2 separate regions of the Homo sapiens genome follow, and region 1 is linked to region 2. Evidence: chromatin contacts called from ENCODE Hi-C data. All regions are on one chromosome and are shown on one strand. Each heading gives the region's core, a stretch centred on a gene start or an enhancer-like site at or near the end of the contact. The rest is flanking DNA. Distances are from core to core; before and after follow the strand shown.

The links. A loop is a pair of places that touch in the nucleus more often than their neighbours do. Pooled maps may share reads with other maps.
Region 1: a map with no recorded cell type shows a loop between it and region 2 (10-fold over the local background). The contact joins two enhancer-like sites. A Hi-C loop is called at or near these places in 2 of 37 single-sample maps with no recorded cell type and 7 of 50 pooled maps.

The regions. Positions count from the first base shown.
Region 1 is chr9:89,996,539-90,003,083 of GRCh38, reverse strand. No RefSeq gene overlaps it. Among named protein-coding and RNA genes, the nearest start is that of MIR4290, 24 kb to the left of the region's middle. RefSeq lists enhancers at 3,130-3,219, 3,270-3,319, 3,330-3,399, 3,440-3,609. Within about 2 kb of position 3,228, at least 31 of the 41 ENCODE cell types and tissues checked have a DNase peak (open chromatin) inside an H3K27ac peak, as active enhancers do.
Region 2 is chr9:89,463,446-89,467,683 of GRCh38, reverse strand. All of the region lies in intron 1 of SEMA4D (semaphorin 4D), which reads left to right. Among named protein-coding and RNA genes, the nearest start is that of SEMA4D, 33 kb to the left of the region's middle. RefSeq lists enhancers at 1-277, 647-1,342, 1,343-2,039, 3,228-3,287 and a silencer at 3,798-3,867. Within about 2 kb of position 2,988, at least 8 of the 41 ENCODE cell types and tissues checked have a DNase peak (open chromatin) inside an H3K27ac peak, as active enhancers do.

The sequences.
Region 1 (6,545 bases), core at 1,979-4,478, 540 kb before region 2:
GTGGCCCAAAGCCTTTCTTATCCTTCTCTCTGGCACTTGCGGCCTCCAGCAAAAGAAAAATTAGGACAGTGTTCTTTGCATGAGGATAGAGTTTCACATGCTCTGGTCTCTTCAGAGGGGCACCACTCCACAGATGAAAAACAGCCAGCCAAAAATTAAGCAGCTGGCCCCTCTGTCAATCCAAGTTCTGGGGTCTGGGGCCTAAAACACAGCACCTGTTGCAAGTAAGCAGTTGCAATGGTCCTGCAGCTGTGGGTGCTGTTATGCAGCCATCTCGTAGCAACAACACAGCAGTCGTTGTCAGTCTGACACGTGAGGATGGCATAATAAATGCATTTTGTCACAGCTCCTGCTGCCCCCCAGAAAGAAACCCTGCACAATTTAACAGGATCACTACAAGTCATCATAGAGAAACACTCATTTGACTGGGTCGATTAGCCTCTTGGACACCTTTCTACTAGGTTTCTATGGTTACCATGTTCATTATTTTTGTAGAACAAAACAGCAATTCACAATCTGCAAACCACAATCTCCATCAGATGCTGCAAACCCAACCCCCAACCCTTCCTGCTTTCCTCTGGCATCAGTAACCAGGATGATAGGAAAGTGCCCTGGAATGAAATCACTAAGCATTTAGGCACTTCACATTCTCTGTCCCTGCCGGGGAGAAGCCTGCAAGCACAGAGACAGGCAGGGATCCCAGGATCAAGGGGGCTGGAGAGGGGCAAGGGGTCGATATCACACCCAAATCTTTGGTAATACTTGTATGTTCATCTTGGCTTGGGATCCAGAGTAATTATTTTTTATCCTATCTACCTCTGTTGACATTTTGGCTAGATTGCTTTTCAGATGAAAAAGTTTTATTAAAGAATTGCTTCTGGAAAATAATTTTCAAACCAGTTCTGTGCATGTCGTGATCAAATTCAGGATAACATTGCAAACAGAGACTGTGAATTCCTGAAAAGATTTGGAGTGTGTATTATTATCCGTGTCTCATCTGCCACTTGAATGCAGACGCGGAAAATCTTGGGCAGTGGCCCTTTTGTCAGAAGGAACTAAATGGTACCGCCCTGCTGGAAATGATCCCGGCGGCAGCCCCCAGGCTCACAGCTAATTCAAAACATGAAATGACACCCCAGCATCCAGAATTGCAGGGCCTGTGCTCTGCTGCCTGGGCCCTCCACCAGGTGCCCCTTTCTGTGGCCTCTGCTTTGTCAGAGACATGCTGTGTAGAGCAGGGAACAGGCAGCCTTGACATCCTTACAAAGCACTCTCCTTGGTATTGTTCCTCTTATTTTATTAATACAAACTCTCACGCCTGTAATCCCAGCACTTTGGGAGGCAGAGAAGGGCAGATCACAAAGTCAAGAGATCGAGACCATCCTGGCCAACACGGTAAAACCCTGTCTCTACTAAAAATACAAAAAAAATTAGCTGGGTGTGGTGGCACGTGCCTGTAGTCCCAGCTACTTGGGAGGCTGAGGCAGGAGAATCACTTGAACTCGGGAGGTGGAGGTTGCAGTGAGCCCAGATCACGCCACTGCACTCCAGCCTGGCGACGGAGCAAGACTCCATCTCAAAAAAAAAAAAAAAAAAAAAAAAAAAAAGACACTGAAAGGGCACTGTCTTTTTAATTAAGTTGTTCTCTCTCCCCCGTGTCTTTAGTTCTATACAGAAAAAATGTCATATTTTATTATGCTCTGAAGTCTCTGTTTTAGTTTACTCTGACAAAGCTGTTGCTCAGAGTAAAAGTCAGCAAGTCACCCAGCCATAACACACATTGTCTATACCAGCAGGGCAAAGGTGAAATAATCCAGGGATTGTCCCCAACTCTCTTCTGACATGACGGATGGTTGGCCCAGTACCTGATGGTAACAGGAGCTACGACAAGCAGGAGTACTACAAGATGAAGGGAGATTTGGGACGATGTTTGATCTTTGAAGGTCACCCTTCCTGCGTACGAGGCAGAAGTCAAGCTGACGTCTCTAAGCTCCTCTCCTGGTTTTGAGCAAGCATGTTCCAGGAAGCTGATTTGTTATTTTGGCAAGTGACTGTTTATCATGATGCATTTCGGGGGAGTTGGGGGTCAGGTTTCCTGTTGCAGGGAGTTCTGATAGTTCCTGATATTTACATACATAGGTCTTCAACTATTGATGAAAAATGTAATGTGGGAAGGTGAATTTCAACCCTATGTGGTTGAAACTCAACAAAAAGAATATATAGAGATAAAAAGCTGGGGAGAATGTAGTCTGTATATTACGAGGATTCTTTGAATCCATGCATAGAAATTTGTTGTCTCCATTTTTCTTCCACACAGAACACTTAAAATTCAAAAGTCAGGAGAGGCAACTTTGATGCTGAGAGATGAGCTCTCCATGACATCTCCCTGAAATAGTTCGGATTTATCCTGCAGCCGCAAATCAGAGTCATGCATTACTTCTTTCTGAAAAACAAATTTAAAACCACCCGTCATTCCTCATCATTTGTACAAAAATCCTTATGAAAATGATTAAAGAAGGTAATGGAAGCACAACTCCCGCGTTGGTAAGGACAGAGCAAAGACCTTCCATAAAAGCTAGTTCCCTTCTCCTCCTTTTGAAAACCAAACCAAACAAAAATATCTGGCTGAAACGACAGTGAAACAGCAGAAAATTATTTACCTTCAAAATTGCAGACAAAATAACCCCCCACACACAGTTCAAAGAAATGAACTTGTAAATATTGTGACTTATTAAAACAACAAGGCTATAATTCACTTCACCTCCAGAAAAAAATCAAAACAGCACTTGCTTAACCTCCACAAGAACCCTGAGAAGTTGGCAATGCAAAGGACAGCTCTTTCTGCAGGAGCAGCAGGGAGAGGGAGACTTCGCCTCATGCATGTTTACACAAGGCTTAAAATAGATTTTGAGTGCCTAACGCTGCTCAGCGCCTTAGTGTAACTCCAATGCCAGCCTTCCCAGCAGCCAGTGGACTCCGACCTTGATCCCTGCACCGGTGCCAGGCAAGCCCCAGGAGCATGTGCTACGGAGCCAGTCCACAGAGCTCCCTCCTCAGGGACCCGACACCAGAACTGGACCTTCATCTGGCTGTCCCCAGTCACTCCCAGCGCCTTCTCAGGCATTTTCACTTTCTGGGCAGAAGGAGAGGTGGGCTGTCTCTTCAGTCTCAATACCCAGCTGTCCCAGCCAGGCATGGAAAGTGAAAGCTTGCTGCTGAGAACCACCCCGACTTACAGGAAGGAGCCCTGAGGTTTCTGTGACCCCAGGCCCTTGACTGGAAAGTGGCTACTGAGGCTGAGTGTCTCCTAGCCCTGCCCTGGTGTGTGCCTCCCTGGGGCAGAGGGCACATCTCAGTCATGCCCCTCTCCTCGGGAGGGGGAAGGCCCCACATGGCCCAGAGGTACTGGGGGACCAGCTCAAGCTCCTTTTGCCACAACACTTTTCACCAGAAAACTCTAAGCCTGCAGGGGCTGCCCCTCAGCCAGCTCCTGTGCACAGGTCAGGAAATCAGAGCCGCTGTCAGGCAGGGCAGGCCTCAAGTCCGTGAGCATTTGCCAGGTCAGAGCCTTCTCAGAGCTGTGGCCTGCTACACCCTACCTGCTAAACCTGCATGGAACCCTGGGCTGATCCCCCTAGGTCCATTTAAAACCTGGAGCTCTACTACCAGTTCTAGCCCAGGCAGCGCCTGCCAGCCATCGCAGAACAGCTCAGCACAGCCTGGCAAGGCCAGCAAGCCACTGGGCAAACCGGTTATCTCAGCAGGGCCCAGCAACAAAACTTTCTGCCAACTCAGGTGAAAGAGAGTGAGTACATGTCTGTAATGTCTCTGTGTATGTGTGTGTACATACAACACACACATACAGACATATATATACATATATATTGAGGTATATCTGCACATATATATGAAAGTATATATTTAACAGTAAATGTCCCACAAGTACAGGAAGCTGCATAAAGCAAACATGAAGTTTAATGAAGTCCTATAAGGCAAAAATGCTTGTAACCCCCAGCACCCACTCTAGAGCCTTCCCACCCCCCTACAGAACCCCACTCCCAAATCTCTCCTCCCTCCTGGGGCACAGCTGGGCTGAGTCTTATGGCCATTAGTTCTCTAGTTTTCTTTGTCATTTTATTACCCAAGTGAGATTCATCCTCCATGGAGCATAGTGTTGCCTTTTATCTTTGGCTATGCCTGATAAGTCAGCAAGTGCCCACGCCTGAGGTAGACATGGATATACATATATGCATGTGTGCATATGCATGAGTATGAAAGCAGATGCTGTAACATGCTTAGAACAGAATCCACACTCCTCTCCCGTTCAGGCTAGTGCCCTGCTATTTGGAACGCCATTTATTGGATAAACAACAGACAAGTATAAATTAATACCATACTTTAAAAAAAAAAACTGCATGTGGTGCCTCAAGCCTGAGCCATTAGAACAATTCCCCGAGTATGAGTGTGAAGCTACTCCCAGAGCCAGGAGGCCTCCATGTGTATCTCCACCACTCCCTCTGCAGCCCCATGGGTGGTGAGCCTGGGGACCCCAGTGAAACCATCTCCAGCTCCTACCAGATTTCCAGCTTCTTGAGGAAGGAGGCCGGCAGGGCTCAGTACATTGGCCACAGAACGCAGCCGGAGAAGGAATCCAGGGTGGTCTAGGCCAACCCGTACCCCCTTGATGGGGTCGATTGCCAAATGTCTGTGAATTTCGGGACCAGTTGTTACACACAGCCATTATTAAAAATTAAAATGAATAGATTTGCAATAAAATAAATTATATTAAAATTCAAGATAATAACCCCCACATTGTGTTATTATCAGTGTTCTCTAGGCTGCGTGTCTGTTTATCTGTCTGGTGATATATGTACGTCATCGTACTTAAGGTAGTGGCTCTGCACACCCTTTCCAACTCTGTTTTTGGTGACATGGCATTAGCTTTCCATTGGCTGTCATGGGAGGATTTATACCACAGACAATGACAAATATTACAAACCAGGTGTCCCATACATAAACACAATATACATCCATCCATATGCATATACCAAGCACACATATACTTACATGCCACACTTATATGCATGCACCACACAACACACACACACCACACTACACACAATACACTGTTGGTTCCTCCCCCAAATCCTCTAAGATTAAGAACTGGAAGCCAAGCATCTTTTAAGGCGGCCTTCCCAACCTGAGACCTTGGGTGGCCTCCCAGGTCTGAGAGAAGTTGGGATGTCTCATCCCCACCACAGGGAGGTGGCTCTGGGCAGGGCCAGAACCTGATGCGGGGCTAGTGGAGGCTGCAATGTGGTCAGGGATGGCCTGAGAGGGCTCAAGGCCCTCTGAGCAGAGCCCTGCTCACACCCAGGGTCCTTCAGTCAGGCAACAGTAGCCCAAGGTTTTCTTGGGCGATCTATGTCCCTGGCAGCATCTGCCCCCTTGGAATTGCAGGTGGTCTGCAGCACCTCCACACCTGGAACCCCACGAGGAGCCTTGCCTCTGCCTTCACAGCCTGTTTTTTGAGGACAACAAGGGGGCTCTGCCTGGTGCTGGGGATAGATCAGGAAAATGCCCCTGTTCATCCATCTACCTCCTGATCTCTTTTCATCCCAGACTGGCACACAGCTCCTGGAACCCTGGGAGTTTGCTGTTTTCTGTGTGCTAATGAGATGGTGGGTGGCTGAACTCTAGACAGTTTCAGGATGGCGGCTAGTGGCCAAAAAGACCAACCATGATGCCACTTCATCCCCAACCCAGAGAGGGGGGGAGCAGCTGGAGACTGAGTCAGTCACTAATGGCTAATGATGTATCAATCACACCTACATCATGGAACCTCCACAAAATCCCCAAACAAAGGGGTTTGGGGAGCTTCCAGGGTGGTAGAAGCATCCACATGAAGTGGGGAGCTGTGCACTGAGAGGACAGGGAAACTCCACACTTGTTTCCCCAATACCTTCTCCTATGCTTCTCTTGCATTTGGCCACTCCTGAGTTTATCTTTCATAACAAAACCATAATTGTAAGTAGAGTGCTGCCCTGCATTCTGTGACTCATTCTAGCAAGGGATTAAGCCTGGGAGAAGGTCATAGGAGCCCCTGATTTCACAGCCGGATGACCCTTGGGCCTTGTGGCTGGTGTCTGCTGTGGGGCAGAGTCATAGGACAGAGCCCTTCACCTCCAGTGTTCATGGCATGAACTTGTTGGACACCCAGGTGGCGCCGGATAACTGGAGAACTGAGAATTGAGAATTGCCACTTGCAATGACACCAGACAAGTGCAAAGTCAGACAAAGTCCTGTGTCCTCTCTAAGAAGGCCAATGCCCCTAGTTATTCTTTAAGCCTGAATCCAAGGGTCTCTACTATGTCTCCTTCTTGGCTGTGGAAGACAGCCCCCTCCACCCTCCCATCCCACTCCCCGGCAGTCCCCAGAACATTTCCATGGCATTTATCACTACAGAGAGGTTTGGATAGGTCTAGGAAGTTAAGACCTCCATAGGCCAGGTGGACCTGGGCTCACCCATCCTTTTCCTGCCACCT
Region 2 (4,238 bases), core at 1,739-4,238:
GGTGCGCACCTACAATCCCAGCTACTTGGGAGGCTGAGGCAGGAGAATCTCTTGAACCTGAGAGGCAGAGGTTGCAGTAAGCTGAGATTGTACCACTGCACTCCAGCCTGGGCAACAGAGTGAGATTCTGTCTCAAAAAAAAAAAAAAAAAATCATGCGCTCCCAGGTGTGGTTCCCCCTCCCCCACTCCCCCGGATTAAACAAATAACACATTTCCTGTAAGAAGTTCAGGTAACTCAAAGGAGGAGAATGAAATCAACTCCTCCACCATGTATGTCCTTATGTAACTGATGGCCCTAGTCTCCTTTGGGGCTGAATTGTAGGAACCGGATGGCTGTGAACTCAAAGGATGCTGTGGTATAGGGACCTCGGAGGGAGCATCAGATGTGTGTGTTTTCACAAGGTCATCCAGGTTCTACGGTGTAAGGAGCCGGGAAGCTGGGGATGTGAGGACGTGAGGAGAAAGGGTGGGCACGTGCTCATACAAGTGCAAGGGCCGTGTACCCATGTCCTTGTGTGGCCACCAGGAAGGAGGCAGGCATGATACACGAGCTGGGACAGGAGTGCCCACATCTAGTCATGGAAACTTTTCAGCCTGAACAACAAGGGGGACAACCCCCGTTAACTTCACACATGGGGCTGTGAATGCTGCAGATGAATAATTCAGTTTCTTTCTGGGAGGTTGGTGACATTTTCGTTTCTGCTCTGGTTGCTTGTAAAAGAGTAACAGGGCCCTTTTTGGGCCTTGCATTCTGGAGCTGGTGGCTCAGAAACTTCTAGTTATAGAGTAACAAGACCACTGTGGGGAGGGAGCAGCATCCTTGAAGGAGGCTCCGATAATGACATCAGGCTCGTATTGGTCATCGTCATGTGCACTCCGAGGTGAATGCTTGTGACCTGGTAGCCGCCTCCCTGCTGCACACAAGGACAACTCACTGGAAACACAGTCCATGTAGGCTGCAGACCATGTTTCCATGTGCTGGGTTTGGGTAATAATTACTGTGTACTAATTGCAGTGGAAAAGTGGAGTTGGCTGTGCCTTGAGAGTGTGCACATGCAGGTGAGTGATGCTTCTGGAGCATGACCTTGTGCACACGGGGGCTGTGTGCTCCCTCGATGATGCACTGCGTATGGTCTAGACAGAAAGGTCACTCACAGAGGTCATGGGCAGCCCTCGGTACATATGGAGAGCAGTCAAGCATGTGTTCACCTGGCCTGTGAGTGTTAGCGTGTCCCAGGTGTTGTAGGTGTGGATGCCTGGGGAAAGCCGGAAGGGAAAGGCCCCAGGCAGCCCTCTGTCTAAGGTTGTGGATTCTTAGAGGTGTTCGAGGAGCCCAGAAAGAATTCCAGATTGGCAGAAAGAAAAGGCGTTTCTGAAAATGAGTCTGCATCACTACGTGGGAACTCAGAGCGGAGTGATCACCCTATTTTTTGTACAAGTCAGGGGAAATTATGTTTGTGTGTGTCATTGAGCATTTCGTGTGCCTGATCCCTTGGTGTGTGCCCCAGGAGCTGCGGCACTGTGCTACGGAAGCCCCTAGCCAGGCCAGGGCTGCAAACTGCCTGGCGTGCACCCTGTGTGGTCCTGCCCCTTCATGGTGCCTTGGACACCTCGGCTTCTCACTGTGTCACATGGTGGACCATCTCCTCAAGCCCCAGTGCTCCAGTGAGCCCACCTTCCCCCCTGCCTCCAAGAAATGCAGGAGTCACTCCTGACACCATCTCTAGACACACCTTATTCTGCAGCATCACCTTCCCATCGGCTAAAGCTGGTTTCCTCCTAAACCTGTGGACTCCATCTTCTCCTCATTCCACCTTGGACTTGGGCATAGGCAGCCTTTGAATGGAGCACTGGGGCCACCCAGGGCTCACCTGTCTTTGTACAGCTCTGTAAGTCATAGATATCCGAAGGCAATGCAAATAATCCTTGTCCCTAGACGTGCAAATGGGTTCAGCCTCCTGGAGAGACAATTGACTCCCCATGGAAAAGGCTGGTATTGTGTCCGTTGGAAATTCATGTCAATATTCTTTTACTCTGTATTATTTTTTTCTTGAGGTGAAATTCACATAACATAAAGTTAATCATATTAAAGTGAATAGTTCCATGGCAGTTAGTACATTTGCAATGTTGTGCAACCTCTAGCTCCAAGACATTTCCAGCACCCCAAAAGGAAGCCCCCTAATTATCAATCCATCATGGCCCAATCCATCCCCATTCCCCCAGCCAACTCCATGTCTTTTTGTGATTCTTTGACTTCCCCTCTGAAGGGATTGTGACACCTCCTTGGTTCTCTTGTGAGTGATGATTTAATAATGTTTTTAATGCATGGTCATTTTTTTTAAGTGACCCGTTAGCAGCCATCACCCCTGGGCTGAGTGGCCAGCAATCTCACCGGATGGATGGTGCTGGTTTCCTGGGGACTTAGGCCCCTCTTGTCTGTTCTCCGCGGGATGCACCGGACTAAGGGCTCTTTTTAAAGTGAGAATCTGGTCATGGAGGGCAAGGAGGAACATTCTGTGGGCGGATCTTCCCAGTCTTGTCTGTGGGTCTGAGCCAGCGTGAGAGGCTCTTGGGTGATATGTGGAAATGTGCCCCCTTCCTGGGCTGGTCCTCTTTGCCCCTGACAGGTTGGTCAGTGAGTATTGGTTAATTATTGTGTGCTCAGTGCTTTGTAAAGCATGCGAGATGTTTATAGCTATAGAGAGGACATGGTGTCAAAAACAGAGATGCATCCAAATAAAGCAAGCAAGCTAATATAATTTAGAGCCAGCATATGCTTGCATTAGAGATGTCACTGTGGGCTGAGCAGAGAGCAGGACCCTCGCCCTGGGGGTGCTCTCCGCACCCTCCCCCCACACCCCGTGGTAACTCAGGCTTATCCAGCCCTCTCCAGGAGGCGGGGGACCCCTGCAACCCTGCCCATTTCCTAATGGACCCAAAGAATGAGGATGTGGTTTTTGTCTAGCACTCACCTCTCTGATGGTTGACCTCTGTGACTGCCTGAGTTGCTGTCAGTTTCCCCTGGGGGTGCTTCACTCTGGGGAGACCAGTGGGTTTTGAACCCTGTCCTCAGTGTCCCTGTCCTCTTCTTTGTTCCCATGATCTTGCAGGGAGAGGACCTGTTGCTGCCCTTCCTAGCTGGGGTGTTGCACCCCACATCTGAGGGGTCTCTCCTTATTGATGAACTCCTGTCTTTTCCTGTCCAGATCCTGGGCATTGGGGAGGTGGCCAGAGGCAGCCTGGCTGCGCCCTGCTGCTGGACTTGTAATGTGTTGCCCCCCACCCCCAACTGTGGCTGCCTTGCCCCTGAGGTCCTCAGCCCCACCCCAGCTGTTTATAATCATCCGAAACCCAGGTCGGAAGGCAGGATTTCCAGCCATTCCTTTTTTCTCACAGGTAGCATCTTGGTGAAATAATTCAATTTACAATTAAGTATTTTTGTTTTACATCTTCAACATGATTAGAACAAAGTGTCCTTGGTCCCTGAGAGCGTAGTGCATCTGAGAGAAGAGAGGAAGAAACAGGCTCACAGTGCGGTTTTGTGGCAGTTTTCTTGGGGGTGGGGGAAGGTGAGTCACACTCTCCATTTTTGACTGGTGTTCTGATTCTGAAATTTAAGAAAAGCACATAGAACCCCAAAAGCACGTGTCTAAGGTGGAAAGTGGAGAAAGTGCCCCCATGACTGCAAGGGTTGAAGTTAAGCCTTTGGCTCTAGTTGGCACGATTTGGTTCTTTTTTTTTTTTTGTCTGAGACGGAGTCTTGCTCTGTCACCCAGGCTGGAGTGCAGTGGTGCAATCTCGGCTCACCGCAACCTCCACCTCCTGGGTTCAAGCAAGCCTCCTGCCTCAGCCTCCCAAGTAGCTGGGATTACAGGTGCCCGCCGCCACACCCTGCTAATTTTTATATTTTTAGTAGAGATGGGGTTTCACCATGTTGGCCAGGCTGATCTTGAACTCCTGACCTCGTGATATGCCCGCCTCAGCCTCCCAAAGTGCTGGGATTACAGGCGTGAGCCACCATGCCCGGCCCACCATTTGGTTCTTTAAACACAACATAGAGACCTTGTGTTGTGAATACACTTTGGAGACTGGTTGACGCTAATTAGTTTTGTACCTCCCCACCTCTGCTGCGAAAATGAAAAAGCAGCAGCGAAAAAGGGCTGGTCATGACCTGGATGAGAAAGAGCAAGTCTGGGACTTGATCATGAAAAGCCCCCAAGTAGCCCTGCTGAACAGA